2 separate regions of the Homo sapiens genome follow, and region 2 is linked to region 1. A link is an interaction called in ENCODE POLR2A ChIA-PET data of the cell type or tissue named here. Cell type or tissue: OCI-LY7. All regions are shown on one strand.

The links. ChIA-PET counts read pairs that join two places held together with the same protein. Peaks named below come from ENCODE experiments on the same cell type or tissue, not always from the same donor. Only the 100,000 strongest peaks of a DNase experiment are listed, where the experiment ranks them.
Region 2: POLR2A ChIA-PET joins it to region 1 with 5 read pairs; 3 of 35 experiments call an interaction of 5 or more read pairs at or near these places.

What each region holds. Positions count from the first base shown.
Region 1 is chr10:103,690,570-103,695,569 of GRCh38, forward strand. It overlaps SH3PXD2A (SH3 and PX domains 2A), which reads right to left. Exons shown (of 15, transcript NM_001394015.1): 6 at 2,459-2,487. Among named protein-coding and RNA genes, the nearest start is that of SH3PXD2A-AS1, 54 kb to the right of the region's middle. RefSeq lists enhancers at 1,325-1,384, 1,625-2,591 and silencers at 1,745-1,904, 2,475-2,724. In OCI-LY7, a CTCF peak has its summit at 3,039; DNase peaks (open chromatin) are centred at 1,552, 1,992, 2,582 and 3,092; H3K4me3 peaks cover 2,176 bases; H3K27ac peaks cover 453 bases.
Region 2 is chr10:104,188,762-104,193,761 of GRCh38, forward strand. CFAP43 (cilia and flagella associated protein 43) reads right to left here. Exons shown (of 38, transcript NM_025145.7): 12 at 3,438-3,541. Among named protein-coding and RNA genes, the nearest start is that of MIR609, 28 kb to the right of the region's middle. In OCI-LY7, no CTCF peak of the experiment used is centred here; no DNase peak of the experiment used is centred here.

The sequences.
Region 1 (5,000 bases):
CTTCAACCAATTGGATGAGGCTAGCCTGCATTATGGAGAGTAATCTGCTTTACTCAAAATCCACTGATTTATTTAAATATGAATCTCACCTAGAAAACACCTTTGCAGAAACATCTAGAATAATGCTTGACCAAATATCTGGGCACTGTGGCCCAGCCAAGTTGACACATAATAAACCATCACAAAATGGGTATGAATATTATCCCAAATGTACAGAAGAAGTAATGGGCACAGAGAGGCTAAGAAATCTACCCAAGGTCACAGAGGAGAGAAGCCAGACTCTCAACTCCAGCTGTCTGGCTTCAGAGCTGGCATTTTCAACCATGACACTAAGTGGCCATTATCATAAGCACACCAATATAAATTAAATTTCTCCATCCATCCTTTTCCTGGCGTGAGAGTGGAAGACAGAGAAACTGGGGGTTGGCTTTCCCTGGGGGAGGCAGCCTGGGTGTGGCCCTGCATTGCTTAGGAAGCAGCACAGAAGCTGAGCCCCAGAGATTGTGGCGGGGGACCTGAGAGGTTATTTGTTCCAGCTCTTGCCTTTATGGGGGTAACTGAGGCCCAGCATAGAGAAGGAATTTGCCCAAGGTCACATAGGGAGAAAAGTGGCAATGGAGGCAGGACTAGGTCCCAGGCCTTCAGAAAGTGCTACTGCTGCTGCTGCTGAGAACTGATACTTGTACAGTAGTTATTCGGTGCCAGGACTATTCCACATTAACATACTTAATCCTCTATGTGTGAGGCAGATAACATTAGCATTTTTGTTTTAAAGAAAATGAGGAAACTGAGGCACAGAGAAGTTATGAAACTTGCCTAAGGTCACACAGAGCCAGAATTTGAGCCCAGGTTCAACCAGGACACTATACGTCTGAGGCCCAGGGCAAGCTTCCTGTGTGGGCGGTGACAGAACACAACCCCCATTTTGCTGCGCCTTCCATTCTCCCACTTGAGACCTGCCTGGAGTGACAGTGGAGGAATGCTCTTCCCCAGGCTCACCCCACGGTTCACAGGAGGAAATGGCCTTCTGCACCAGTGGGTGTGCCTGCCTGAGACACCCCAGACCCAGGTGATAGGCAAGTGCACACACACCTCATCCCACAGCTAGACATGTCCCAAACTGGTACACAAATACACACAAACACAGACTCCAACCCATAACCAGATATATCTCAACCACACACACACCCCCAGCCTATGCACCCAAACAAGTAAACATACCCTCACAGCACACAGCTATCATGACTCACACATGTGCACAGAACCCCACAGCCACACACGCCCCCAACACATAAACCAGGACACAACTTTCCCTGTCCCAATAGGCACGTGAGCAAGCACTTGTACACACAGAAACATACATATCATACAATTACATCTACCCCACTCTACATCCATCCACCACACAGGGGCACTCCCCTCAACCTATCCACAGGCCAAGGCACTTGGGCACAGGAGCCATTCACAGGAGCCACGTGTTACCTCCTACATCCCCAAGGGCCAGATGTACCCCAAGGTACAGCCACCCTGTCAATATGGCCAATCCACGTGTCAGCACGGATCGCTGCAGCAGTCTGTCCCCGCCCCCACTTCAGCACACACACAGCCCTAACTCCTAGGGACCACTCTCCCCCAGTTAACTACAGCCCGCCCACATCCAGGCGTTTGCCATTTGGGGAGCCCAGCCTCCCACTTCCAGAGACAATCCTGCTCTACCCTCAGCCCACAGCTCCGAGGGCTGGCCCGCCTCTCTCCCTGCCTCCACCCCCTTCCAAACTCTGGGCGGGCCCTGGCACCTGTCAGGCCAATGCGGGGGGCGGGGAGGGGGTTGGGGGGGTCGGGTCGGCCCCCTCCCAAGTGCGTCTCAGCTGCCAAAACGCGGAGCCCCCACCTCCGCAGCAAGGACACGCTCAGAGTTGGGGCAGGGAAGAAGGTCTGTGGTGCAGGCGCTAAAAACTCAAGTCACTCAAGGATGACCCCTTTTCAGTCCCGGTTCTCAATTTCACCTTCTCGCAGGAAAGCCCCGCGTCTCTATTAACCCTTCCATCACCGCTGCACCGCGAGAGGGACCGGAGAAGTCTTAGCACTGCGCAGCAGCGGCCGCCGCAGCCCGGGGGTGAAGGACCCGGCTGCTCACCGTGCGGGGGCCTAGCCCCTTCACGAGCCACCCACGCACTCCCCATGCACCCACCCCCACACCCACTAGGGACAGCGAGGTAGCGGGAGCCCGAGCGAGTCGGTGGAAGGCGAACGAGGGTTCTAGGACCAAGGGTCTCAGGGGCCATGGACTGAGGAGGGGCAAGTGAAGCGAGTACCCCTGGCCCGGCAGGACCCGTAGGCTGGCGTGCAAGGACAACCCCCCCCTCCCCGCCCCCAAGAAGTCCTCTGCAGGATCGGAGGGGCGCGTGCACGAAGCGGGAAGGAAGGCTGAAGGGAAAACGCCCGGAGGCTCCCTTACCTGATTTCCTCTTGGAACTGCCATAGTCCCTGAAAAAGAAGCAACAACAGATAGACATGGTTAGGGCCGGGCGCGAGCGCGGGGCTGCAGCTGCAGGGGCGCCCTCGGGCTGGCTGCGGTCGGTCCCCGGTGCCGCTGCTCATGTGATGCCCACGGCCGGCTAGCCGCGCGCTCCGCAGCCGCACGCACTGCGCGCCGCGCCCGCCCGCCCGCCCGCCCGCGGGCCCCCTGCCAGCCCGGCCCCCAGGCGCGATTCGCCCGCCCCGCCCCGCCCCGCCCCAGCCCGCCCCGCTAACTGGGGCTCACCTTCCCTAAGCCTTGGCGGGGAAGGGCGAGGCAGGTTCTCCTCACTTCCCAAACTGGGAAACTGACGCTCCGGGATGGCGCTCGCCGGAACCCGGCCCCTACCCAGCGCTGGGAGCCCGCTCTCCCCGCCACCGGAGCGGTTCACCTCCCAATTCTTTGCATGGCTTGCCCTAGCGATGCAAAGAATTGGGAGGTGAACCCAGCCTACTCAGCCCGTAAGTCACTACTGAAATGTCACCTCCTCAACGTGTCTTCCTCAAAACCACCCGCCAGGTAATCACAGATTTGTGTGATCCTTTGATTAAAGTCTGCCCCTGTCCTAGACCCGAGACTCGCTGGGGGCCACTGTGGCTGCTTCCTCTCACTGCACGCCCCGAGAATGGCAGAGGCCATGGATAAGGTCCTTCTCAAAGGCTACAGCTGGGGAGTCGGGGTGAGGAGCGGGTAGTGGGGGGGACAGAGGATACTGCAAGGTTAACTGGGAGGCCAGGAACGGTAGGAACGGAAGTGGAGCTTCTGAGGAAGTGGGTTCAAATGCTGTCAGAGAAAGTAACTGCTGTGACCTTAGGCACTGCACCCTCCCAGCCTCCGTTTACCTGCCCTGCCCTCCAGCAAAGAGTCCAGACTCAAAGATGGGCAGATTTCCCAAATCCTGCCCTTGCTCCTGCCTTCCTTATCTCCCCACTCCTCCCACCCCCCTCCATTCACCAATCCTCAGGGGACTGGGAAAGGTGAGCTGGCTCCCTTAACCTGAGCCTCACATGCCCCTAAAGGCTGAAAGTTCTGTTCAGTGCTCAGGGAACAGTGGAGGGGCTGGCTGGGGCTCTCTCCGGAGTCCGAAGGAAATGCCTTCCATTTTCCCCAGGGGCCAAAGAAAATGCCAGTTGCTGCCCATCTTTGGTCGAAGCAAACTAGCCCGCTAGTCTGCCACTGGAAAGGCGGGGTTGGGGGTTTGGGGGGATGCGGTGGAAGGGGGTTCTCTTGGAGGAAGAGGCAGCAGGCTCCCAGGGAAAGGAGCAGAGTCATCCTCATGGAGGCTCCCCAAGATTCCAATCCAGGAGGTCTAGGGGTGCCCTCCAACATTGGAGTGTTTATTAATCTCCAAGGTGATTTGCCTGCACAGCCAGGAGTGGGGAGCTCCCCCTCTCCTAGGCATCGACCTTTCCCAAAACTTAGAACCCACTTAATCAGAATGCTGGGGGCAAGGTCCAGGAAATCTGCATTTCTGACTCTCTCCCCTTCCTTCCCCATCTTGTTTGAGAACCCCCTTGGTATTCCATGTCTCCTTCAATCCTCTCACCCACACTAAGAGGAAGGTCCTATCATCCTAATCCATTTTATAGATTAGGAAACAGAGGTTCAGCCATTGCCGAAGGTTGCCCAATCTGGGGAAGGGCTGTGGTTTATAAGCCCACTGGAAGGAATAAAAACTGCAGCGTGGATGGTGTGGAGGAGAATCTGGGAAACCGTTGCCTTGGAAAGGGACTACAGAAAGGTGGGAGAGCTTCCATTTGCCCCCTCCCCTGGCTCCCACCAGTCAGTCCAGGGAAGGCCTTAACAAAGGCATGCTTGCCCCCCTTGCAGAAGGAAGACTGGGCAGAGACTGAGTCCTAGCTGTGCCCCCCAAAAGCTCAACTGTGCAGGGAATTCCTGAGAGGAGGAGGAGAGTATTAGATCGTAGCTGTGTCCTGCCCAGAAGACTTTCCACTCCCAAGGAGGAAATTAGCTTTTCAGGCCTTTTCACTGAGGGCTACTGGGGAAGGGCAGGGAGTGAGGGCACTGAGGAGCTACCCTCTGCTGTCCCACAATTTTCCTGCTGGTCCTGGCAGGAGAAGCCCAGGACTGATGGCCCACTGACCATCCCCCTGGCTGCCAGTAGCCCAGGCAGGGGTGGCTGCCTCACAGGAATGGCTGCCTTCTCCAGCTCTGAGCAGGTTGAGGCTACCCAGGCTGTTCCTATGAGACAGGGAGTTTGAGACCAGCCTAGGCAACATAGTGAGACCCCCTATCTCTACCAAAAATAAATTAGCTAGGCATGGTAGCAAGCACTTGTACTCCCAGCCACAAGGGAGGCTGAGGTGGGAGGATTGCTTGAAGCCCAGGAGGTCAAGACTGCAGTGGGCTGTGGTGGTGCCACTGCACTCCAGCCTGAGTGACAAGTGAGACTCTGTCTCAAAAAGAAAAAAAAAAAAAAAAGAGTGGGGAAGACACAAAACTCACATGCTTGGAGGGCCTC
Region 2 (5,000 bases), 500 kb after region 1:
CTAATCCTAAGATTGGGTAAACTTAGGCATCGGCCTTCTTTGCATCTGTGGTCAAGGACTGTGGGTGTGGTGGAAACGTGACTTTATGAGCTTGCTCCACTAGAAAGCCAGCTGATCTAACCTCTACAAGGTGTGCCAGGCCTGGAGCCCACCTTGGATTTGTTCCAGATTCACTCTCCCATTCTTCATGGGACTGTGCTGCAGGTGCCCACTTTCTCAGGCCCTTCCCCAGGCGGTCAGCAGATGACCTTCCCTCTTCCTTAACAAGGAAGACCAAGGACATCTACATAAACTCAATCTCAACTTTCTTATCCTGAGACTCACACTTTCCCCTTGTCTGTTTCCATTTTCTCCATTCATTTCCTGACATTGATGTAGGAACAAAATGTAACCCCTCCCTGTCTGTGATTTTTGAGCCCATTCCTCCAATCTCCTATTAGACCATACATTATCAATCACCTCTTTTTAGCTTCTTGTGTCCCTTATGGTTCCTTTTATTCAGCCCTCATGACTCCCCTGTCTTCAAATAAGAACCTTCCTCCAACTCTGCTGTCCCACAACAGTTAACATCTGACTCTCTTTTCTCCACTGCAAACTTCCTAAAATAGTTTTGGCACTTTCTGACTTAATTTTCTTACCTCTATTCCCTCCCTAACCTTCTTCATTCCAAAGAAGTAGCTCTCTCAGGGATCACCTGCTGACTGGCAAATATATGAGAGCCTATCTCAGCCCTCTCCCTACCCACACTTCTGTGTCAGCCTGTACTTTCATCTGCCTTCCTTCTTTAGGCTGTTTCTGGAGAGAATGACTCCCAGTTCTCTTATTACTCTGGCCCAGCCTCAGTTTTCTTCACTGCCTCATCTTCCTCTGTCCACAGCTTCAATATAAAATGTGGACCAGGGTTCTATTCCCAGCTTCTTCCATCCCACCCTCTGGCCAAACAGATACATTAAAAATGGGGCAGGGAACAGTGGCTCATGTCTGTAATCCCAATACTTTGGGAGGCTGAGGTGGGAGGATTGCTTGACTCCAGGAGATCAAGACCAGCCTGAGCAACATAGAGAGACATTTTCTCTACTAAAAAACAAAACAAAACAAAACAAACAAACAAACAAACAAAAAAAGGCCAGGCGTGGTGGCTCACGCCTGTAATCCCAGCACTTTGGGAGGCCAAGGCGGGCGGATCATGAGGTCAGGAGATCGAGACCATCCTGGCTAACATGGTGAAACCCCGTTTCTACTAACAAATACAAAAAATTAGCCTGGCGCGGTGGCGGGCGCCTGTAGGCCCAGCTACTCAGGAGGCAGAGCTTGCAGTGAGCCAAGATCACGCCACTGCACTCCAGCCTGGGCGACAGAGCGAGACTCCATCTCAAAAAAAAAAAAAAAAAAAAAAAAGGAAACAAAAACAAAACAGAGAACAAGCCAGGCTTTGGGGCATAAACCTGTAGTCCCAGCTACTCAGGAGGCTGAAGCAGCAGTATTGCCTGAGCCTAGGAATTCAAGGCTATAGTGAGCTATGATTGCACCACTGCACTCCAGCCTGGGTGACAGAGCAAGACTCTGGAAAATAAAATAAAATAAATGAAATGGAATATTTAGGCAGGATATACATCCACTCTGAGGTCAGCCACAGGCTGTACCACACTCAGTGCCATCTAATTTGCATATTTAGTTACCTCTTTTGCCTTATTAAGCATCCAGGTTTACTTCCACTCTGTTGAGCCATCTCATCAGCTACCATGATTTCAAGATCAGAATTCTATCATTAAGCCTTGAACTACATATCCCGATTTCCAAACTTAAGCTAAATATGCCCAAATGAAGAGTTTATTGGCTTTAAACCTATGGAACTCATCAGCTCAACCTATTCCTCAACCTCTAGAACTTTCAACTAATGGCATTGCAAACTTCCACCATTCAGGCTAGAAATTTTGGAGTCATCACTTATCCCTTCCTTTCGCATCAAATACCAAGTCCTACCAATTCCATCACTCGTGGTTGTGCCCTCTTTTCTCTTTCTGTAACTGCAGCATGAGTTTGTGCATTGTGGATAAGAGCACACGCCCTGAAACTGGACTTCCTTAACTGGGCTCTGCCACTAACTAGATGCATGGCCTTGAACAAGTACTTAGCCTCGCTTCGCCTCAATTGCCTCATGTGGAGAGATAATAGTAGTATCAATTTCATGAAAGTTGTCTAAGAATTCAATGGGTGGAGACATGCTGAGGGCTTAGAATACTGGCTACCACATAGTCAGGCATTCCTCAATAAGTGTTGGCTGTTGCTATGATTATGACTATGATCATCTCTTGCCTTGGCTAGTATTATAGCTTCCAATCTCATCTTTTTAATTTCATTCTTTTGCCTTTCTACTCCATCCTTCACACTGGTATCAGAGTCAGTCTCTAAAAACGAAGTCAAATCATGCCAGCTCCATCTTGAAACCACTGATGATGGCTCATTAACCACAGAACAATTCCAGACTCTTTGGAATGATATTCAAGGTCCTTCCTCTTTCAGACTTCATTGCCATAGTCATCTTCTAGTAAACTCTTCCATTTACCTGTTATACCAGACTTTTTTACCATTCCAAGTACCTTTGTTTGGGTTATTATTTTGAGCAGGAATACTAATATGTCCTATCCCACACCTATGAAAATCCTTCAAACCCACTACTTTAAGCCCTTGGAAAACTCCTCCAATCCTCCGCACCCCCTGACCAGTGCCCACCTTCACCTCCACTCCTCTCCTCACACTTGGCAGAATGAATTGCTGCTGTATCTGAGCCTACACAGTATCTGAGCCTACACACCATTCTGCATTTTCCTCCTCTACTAAATTGTCTCCTTAATATTTTCATCCCCCTACAAGGCCTAGGTTTGGCATTTTGCACCTTGTAGGCACTCACTAATTTTTATAAGTCAATGATAAACAAATTTAAAAACTTAGGAGTGGGACTTGGCAAAGTGTGAGGAGCAAAAAAAAAATTTTTTTTAAGGAGAATTTTAAAAAAAATTGTGTGTGTGGGGGGGGGGAAACACATATACAGTTGGCATGTAAAGCCAGAGAGAAAATAAAGAGAAAATTCTTCATTAGAGATAAAATATTAAAAAATATTTTCAAGAGAAATCAACCCAACTTCTCTGTATGTTAATATTAGAAATGTTCAGCCATTTCATTAATGTATTTAATAATTGATTCAAGAAAATTTATTTAGCACCAACTATGTACCAAGCAGATAACTCTAATATTCCAAATACATCAAAATATAATGTGAGAATTCTCCTAAGTAACTTTAGTTATTTAAAGGTTTCTCTTTCAGAAAATATGCCACAAATAATTGTTTCAATATTCAATATGAAAAGTCCATTTTCATAACCTTAAATTCTTTGAAATAATCAATATTTTAAATTAATCAGCATTCTATGTTGTACCTGTGAATCCAATAATCTGAAATGAGCTTGAGGAGTTGGCATTGATAATAAAGACTTTTCCTTCTGCTGTTCCAACTAACAGAAATATTCCTTGCTGATCATAACTAGAAAAGAAGAAATCTGATGATCAAATCCCAATTGTTTCACCAGCTAGATGGTGAACAAGTTTATTGAATGGCCACAGAGATATGTTCAAAGCCAGTCATTTTTACGGTTTGCAATTTTTAATATTCTCTGACCTTATTAAAGTGGAGTGATTACATGTGGATATAATCATTGTACTTTAGGCCAATGATATTTCCAAATTGCAACTTTAATAAATACAGTCAAGAAGATTCAGTAAAGATGGGCAGTTGGTTCATCATAAGTGAATGAAACATGTCTGTCGGTAGAGCTTTCTTGATGTTTCAAGCGCAAATAAGCAATTCTCAAATTAGTGGTGGGTGTGACATTTCATTACCCTGTGTCTGGTACCTGGCAGTGGGAGGAAGAATGTAGTGAAACATGTCTACAACTTTATCAAATTAGAAAAAGTGGGAAGATGTAAATTAGAATAAGAGGATCTGAGAAAGGAAAGGCACAAAAAAATGACAGTGCAGAAAGGCAGGGGGTAAATGGAAGGAGGTTATCCATCCTTCCCCACTGAGCTAGGGTGGTGGAGCTGGGCAGTCCACAGTGGCAGGGCCAGCTCCTCAGTGTGCTAGCTGTGTAATGTGTAATCTTGGACAATGCTTTTCCTCACCTCTCTAACCCTGAATTCCCTAATTTGTCTAATAGGGATAAGAATAACACCTTTCTGACTGGTGTTTTGAGGATCACATGCCACAAGCTACAGTGATCTCAAGCTGTAAAGCAGAATACAAATGTCTGTTCTTATTAATACCTAATAATATAATAAATTAAAAAGAAACAGTAATAATGATAGCACCTACAAGTCCAAATCTAATGTCTCTATATTATCATCTTAAAAGTATTGCTTCAAAAGTTTTGAAATACTCTAAATGTTCATTAATATACCGTTTTTAAAAAATGATAGTATATTCATATAATGGAATACTATGTGGCTATACAAATAATCAGGCTGGTCTTTATGTGTGGATATAAAACATTCTCCAAGATATACGATTAAGTGAAAAAAGAAATGAGGCATTGTACATAGTTTTCTCCTTTTAAGAGCAAAGGCAGTGACTCTGCAGCCCAACTACCTGGGTTCAAATCCCAACATTTGCCATTCACTATCTGTGTACTATTGAGCAAGTTATTTAAAATCCTTGTGCCTTATCTTCCTCACCTGTCAAATAGAGACAACAAGAGTGTTTACCTCATGGAGTTAATACAGCAGAAGTGCCTGGCACACTATACACACATGATGGCCATTGATACAAGTAAAAAGAAGTGCTTATTATGTTTTGCTTGTTCATGGATAAAACATCTCAGGAGAGACATGAGAAATTGGTACCAGGCTGCCTGCAAGGACAGACCTGGGTATGGGGGGTACTTTACTACACAGCCCTCTGTACCTTTTGAGTGTTGAACTGTGTGAATATATTAACATTCAAAACA